Linked DNA regions of Homo sapiens: region 2 is linked to region 1. The links are chromatin contacts, found by Hi-C or POLR2A ChIA-PET in ENCODE. All regions are on one chromosome and are shown on one strand. The core of a region is the stretch at or near the end of the contact, and the rest is flanking DNA. Distances in the headings are between cores, read along the strand shown.

What was found. Hi-C counts contacts between places; a loop is a spot of excess contacts on that map. ChIA-PET counts read pairs that join two places held with the same protein, here RNA polymerase II (POLR2A). Pooled maps may share reads with other maps.
Region 2: a map of PC-9 shows a loop between it and region 1 (5-fold over the local background). The contact joins two enhancer-like sites. A Hi-C loop is called at or near these places in 97 of 168 maps with a recorded cell type or tissue (B cell, CD14-positive monocyte, CD4-positive, alpha-beta T cell and 59 more), 18 of 37 single-sample maps with no recorded cell type and 44 of 50 pooled maps. POLR2A ChIA-PET finds 5 or more read pairs at or near these places in 28 of 52 experiments (A549, A673, AG04449 and 23 more).

The regions. Positions count from the first base shown.
Region 1 is chr4:140,148,989-140,151,713 of GRCh38, reverse strand. The region is part of intron 1 of MAML3 (mastermind like transcriptional coactivator 3); the gene reads left to right. Among named protein-coding and RNA genes, the nearest start is that of MAML3, 3.8 kb to the left of the region's middle. RefSeq lists enhancers at 1-811, 812-1,656. Within about 2 kb of position 1,358, at least 39 of the 41 ENCODE cell types and tissues checked have a DNase peak (open chromatin) inside an H3K27ac peak, as active enhancers do; they include PC-3, PC-9 and endothelial cell of umbilical vein, where a contact is called at or near this core.
Region 2 is chr4:140,266,374-140,269,098 of GRCh38, reverse strand. It overlaps a transcript of SCOC not described here. Among named protein-coding and RNA genes, the nearest start is that of SCOC-AS1, 110 kb to the left of the region's middle. RefSeq lists enhancers at 841-1,340, 1,141-2,340. Within about 2 kb of position 1,383, at least 3 of the 41 ENCODE cell types and tissues checked have a DNase peak (open chromatin) inside an H3K27ac peak, as active enhancers do; they include PC-3, PC-9 and endothelial cell of umbilical vein, where a contact is called at or near this core.

The DNA.
Region 1 (2,725 bases), core at 109-2,608:
AAAGGTGTGTGCCCCCCCCCCCCGCACCGCGCCGCCCGGGTGCTGGGTGGGCCAGGCGACGGGAATCCTGGAGCGTGCCGGGGCCGCGCGCCTTCGCCTGTTTCCCGTGCAGACCGCCCAGCGATCGGCGGCGCAGAGCCCGGCAGGGGCGGCCCTCCCGTCGTGCGGTTTAGAAATCGCACACGTTCCCGGTCTGTGAGTCCCCGGCGCCGGGGTGGTGCCAGTGCTGCCGTGGGCTTTCGCCGGGGGCTCGGGCCGGCGCTCGGTGACAAAGAGTCGGCTTGGGGGAGGGGAGGCGACGCCGCAGTGCTCGCTCCCCACGTCCCCCCACCCCGCACGTGAAGAGGAACAATTTGTTTATCTTGGGCTTCAAGAATCCTTCCCTCCTCCCAGTTCTCCGGGGGCGCTCAACCCCTCCTCCCTCCCCTCCCAGGTCGGCGCGATCCTGCCCAGTCCCGCCGGCAGCACCTTCCCTCCTCCTCTTCCTCCTCCCCCTCCCCTTCCTCCTCCCTTCCTCCTCCTCCAGCCACTCTTGCCCGCCTTCTTCCTCCCTTTTGGAACGTGGCCGTGGGGGAGGGAGCGGGAGGCGCTTTGTCCGCCTCGCGGCCCAGCTCAGACCCCGGGGCCGCTGGGCTGGGAGGGGTGCTGCGCCCCGTGGCCCTGCCCGCTTCATCGCGGCTGTCCCCGCCCCGCCGCGCCCCCCATGCCCCCGCGTCCCTCCTCTCCGCTCCCCCTGCGGCTGAGCCTGCCCCGAGCGCGAAGAAGGGGCCGTCTCGGTTGGTTTTGAGGAAGAACGACAGTTCGAGTCGGGGGAGGTTCTCGCTTTACAAACAGGAAACCGAAAACCACTGACACACTGTAGTTTTTCTGATTGTAGCCGGAGGCGGGGCCGGTCCCGCATCTCGACTGTAGCTCCGGTCCCTTTCTCCAACCTATTTCTCTCCCAGCCCCCGCCCCCCTAGCGCCCTTCCACGGAGGAGGAGATTCACTTTGTGAACCTGAGACTGAGAATTTAAGAGGCACTGAAGGTTTCATGCCTGCCCACCCCGCGTCCTCTTTTCGTGTATTTGTACACCCCACGCGCATGGATTGCGGAGAAATGGGCTCCTTTCGGGAGGCTCCAAAATTCCCGTGCCACAGAATCTCTCACAACCTTTGGGGATCAAGGACTGCTGTGGCGTTTACCTCGCCAGCTGGGGGACCCTGGAACAAAAGCCAGTGCCGTTCCCAGTGCCGGGTCTCTGGACACGGCAAGATGAGTAGAGTTTGCGACCAGAAACTTTCGGTGTTTGGGTTGTGTTCTCTGGTTTCCGCCCTGGTGGAGGGAGGGCTCGGGTGCGCGCGCCTGGTTTGTGATACACTCGCAGGTGGAAGCAAGCCCAGCCTCCTGACCTTACTGGGAAGAAGACAGCAAGCCCAAGCCACAGCTTACTTTTGAAAATAGAAAGATAATGCTTGCTTCAATAGACAGAGACATCAGCTGTAGATTTCATAGTGAATCCCAGTTTAGCAAATTAGCAACAAATAGACTTGAAAGATGACTGCGTGAAAATAAAATTTTCTGTCATTTTATGACAATGATTTAGCCTGTTGATTAGACTTACGCACTAATAAATGCCAGGGCTGTGTACAGAATAGGAGTGTATTTTAGCTTCAGCTGTTTCACATGCATCTCTCACTGGTATGTGTGATGAGTGTGATGAATGTAATGTAAGCCTTAACTCTTAAGCAGAGTTGCAAGTAAATTCTGTGTACCAAAAAAAAAAAAAAAAAAGAAAGAAACATGCTCTACAAGTTATATTTCCTTTTAAAATAATTAGTTTAAAAGTTAACCTTGGCTTCTGAGAGTATTTTAACAGTCTGTATTGAGGTAAAATCTCAAAAATAGAGGTTGTAAAGAAAACGTTGCTCTTCATTTTCTTGAATTGACTGCAGGATTATAGTTGTACTCCAGTGAGGCACAGAACAATTAAATGTAGTTCTCAGATTGGGCGCTCTATTTGGAAAGCCCTAAAGAAAAACAATGATCACCCACAACCAAATAATAATAACGGTGATATAAAAATAAAGATGAATAGGATTCTTTACTGTTTCATTGGTATTGTTTACTTTCTAAGGACCAATATGTCCGAAGTACTAAATATCGATTAATTATCTTTCTGCCTCGCTTGGATTAAGAAGGCAGTCTAATGAGGGCTTTGCCTCTTTTGATTTGTTTTCCTATCTTACACATTTACAAGAATGGGCATGAAAAACAACAACAAAAAAATAGCAAACAAAAAGCAGAGTGGGTGAGGGGTAAAAAATTTTCCTTGGCTCCAGGCTGCCACAGAGGGGGCTGGGTTCTGTGTGAGTCCTCACCAGCCCTGTTGATAGAGCAGGTGGCACAGACCTGGGTTTGAAGCTGCACTACCTCAGGTATTAGGTCCGTTCTGAACATGTAGTCAAATGATCCCATCCCAACCACCACCACTTTATTGACATAGTTTTTTTCTTCCCCTCAAAGACTTGGTGAAAATTATTGACTTCACCTATCAGAGAGCCTCAGTTGAAAAGATGGCTTTTAATTATTTGTGGTAACAAAAGGGGGCATTGTTTATTTGCTGTATTTGGAACTGAGGTCCTGGTTAAAATTTTAAGGCAAATTTCAATTGACAAGTACATTTTCAAGCTGAGCAGGCACATCAAAAAGCATGACAGTGCACAGTTTTCAAAATTTTAAAAT
Region 2 (2,725 bases), core at 134-2,633, 120 kb before region 1:
TTTATAATTGTACTCTGCTATTCTCCGTTCTGAACTTTTGATATTGAATCCTCTTCCCCAATATTTCATTGGAAGCCAGGCAGCTTCCCCATGACCGTCTTCATCTTATGACTGTAAGTTGGAATGAGTATCCATATACCCGTCAGAATCGCCTAGTGCAGTAAAACCCACAATGAAATGCTCTTCCCTATTGCACGTTCATTATACAGTATGAAAAATCGCATCCCCCAAGGACACAGTCCCAGTTGGCATTTCTCTCTCCCGCTGTAATCTACAATGCCTGGGATACAGGTGTGCTCCTCATCTGTGTCTCCAGTGTTGGGATGGGAGAATGAACAGCCAGATTCAAACCCCATGCCCCTGTTGTCTCTGAGGGAAGCACCAGCAGTCTGAATGACGCCTTCTCTCATGTCTCCAGGGCTGTACTCCCTTTGAGATCCCCTGCTTTCTGACCAGCACAACATGTCAGCAGGAACTAAATGATGACCTCAGCAGCAGTCCAAGATTATTTTGGTTACATTACTCTCTGTGATTATCCAAAAGGGAAAACAAAAAGTCATTTAAACATGCAGCTCGTGCTCTTCCAGCACAACAAAGGATCTCCTGGAAATCTTTCATTTTTTAAATGACATTATAATGTTATGCTTTGTTTTCATCACTTTTATCATCATTTCTTAGCAGAGGCCCAAGTGGCTCAGCTAGGGTAAAAGGGAAAAAATTATAATGATTCATTTGTATACATTTGTCCTAGTGGGAATTTGACGTGATGGAAACATAAGAATATTAAATTAGAGGCACTCACTCCCTTATTCTCTGTTCTATTTGAACCAGACACAAGATACAAACGTTATATGGGGCCCAAGAATGCGACAGTAATTCAGTGATGCATAAGCCCCCACCAGAACACTTGGTTATTTCTAAACTGAGAGGACATGAGCTTTCTCTGCTCTCTGGTGCCACTGATGCCTCTCTTTTAGTGAATCCTTCACCCCATCCCAAATCAATTCCTCCATTAAAGTCCCTCCCTTAAGATAACAGCTTATGTCGTTCTGGAGAGAATGGGGTCAAGTAAGCCACATACTGGACTGTCCTGAAGTCGGTTGGTTTCCCTACAAACCTCTTTCAGCAAGGCGTCCCCAGGCCGGTCCTTAGCAGCTCTCTTCTAGGAATCAGAGCTGACCAGCTCCGGAGGCCAGTGTATCGGTCGGGATCTAACCAGGAAACAGAAACCACCAGGGAATTCCAGACAGGACTTTGAGGCAGGGATCAATTACACAAGGGATGGAGGAGCCGAGAGGCCAGCCAGGGTGGGGTGAGGAATCCAGACTGCAAAGACAGGAAGCTGACACCACCTCGGGGCAGAGGAAAGGGAGGAGGGGGTTCCCGGAGCTCAGGGTGCCTCGCGGAGTCTCCACGTCACTGGGTGGAGGCTGGACCCTTAGTGGACCTGTCTGGCAACAAATGGAGTGGGAGAGGTGCGCGGCTGGGAAGGAGGGGAGAAGGCCTCGTTTCTCCCTCTCTACCTCCACCATCCAGCCTGTCAGCGCCTCCTATCATCCTCCGATCTTAGAAAAGCAACCTACAAGGGTCAGAACCCTTTGATTTAGAACAGGGTAGAGGAAGGGCAAGAAACAGATCCCAGGAAAACAGAGCCAGAATGTGCACTGCCAGTAACCCCGCAAAGCTGGTCTCACTCAGATCTCCGCAGTCTCTCCAGGCCCCTGCACACATCCACCCCTAGCTCACGTTCAAAGGTCTCAAGCCACTGACGACTATGCTGACAACACTGATGCAACCTTGTGGGATACCAGCCTTTCTCATGAAGGCTCCGCTCCCATCAAATCTCCAGCATCAGTCAACCCGCTCCTTTGGCCTCCCACCCAGTGCTACCTTTAGCTCACTGTGGTTCCCGCTGACTCACCAGTGTCTTTACCGATTTGACTTGATCTTAGATCCATTTCTGTAAGCTGAACTCCAGCTCTAGTGGGTGTGGTCTGGGTTTGGTATCAAATAACCTTCTTTCTCACCACAGAAATATTCTATCCTTTTCTCTTTTCCAGCAGAAGATGGTGTTTTGCTCTCATGATAGGCCCAATTCAAGAGGGAAGGGAGGGAGACTCCACCTCTTTGCAGAAGAGCTTGTAGGGTGAGAGAGATTGCTGTGGACAACTTTGAAAATACAACGAGCCCCAGGAAGAGACTTTATAGATCTCCTCAATACTAATTAATAGTTTTTCTCAAAGATTTCCTCTCTCCCTTACTTTTTCTCTTTCTCCCTTCCTCCCTTTTTATTTTCTTTTAGTACCTAGACACAGGAAAACTTAATCTTTGGGAACCAGCACATTTCTGAATACAGCGTAATTATAGATTAAATTTTGAAAGACTTAATGGCTCTTTATTTTGTCTTGATTTTGTCAGTCTAGACTCTAACACCTTTACCACTAATATATTCTAATATATTAATAGAAGGAAACTGAACTCAGGCCCCATCCCCATGTTAGAGACTGATTGTGCCCTCTCAAATTTAATGTTGAGGTTCTTCCTAATCCCCAATGTGATGGCATTAGGAAATGGAGCCTTTGGGAGATAATTAGGTAATGAAGGTGTAGCACCTCACTCTCTGGGGTGCCCTTATAAAACGAAGACTCCTGAGAGCTCTTAGCCCTCTTTTTAGTTACCAACACAGAAAAGGGCCTTCACCAGAACCTGACCATACTAGCACCCT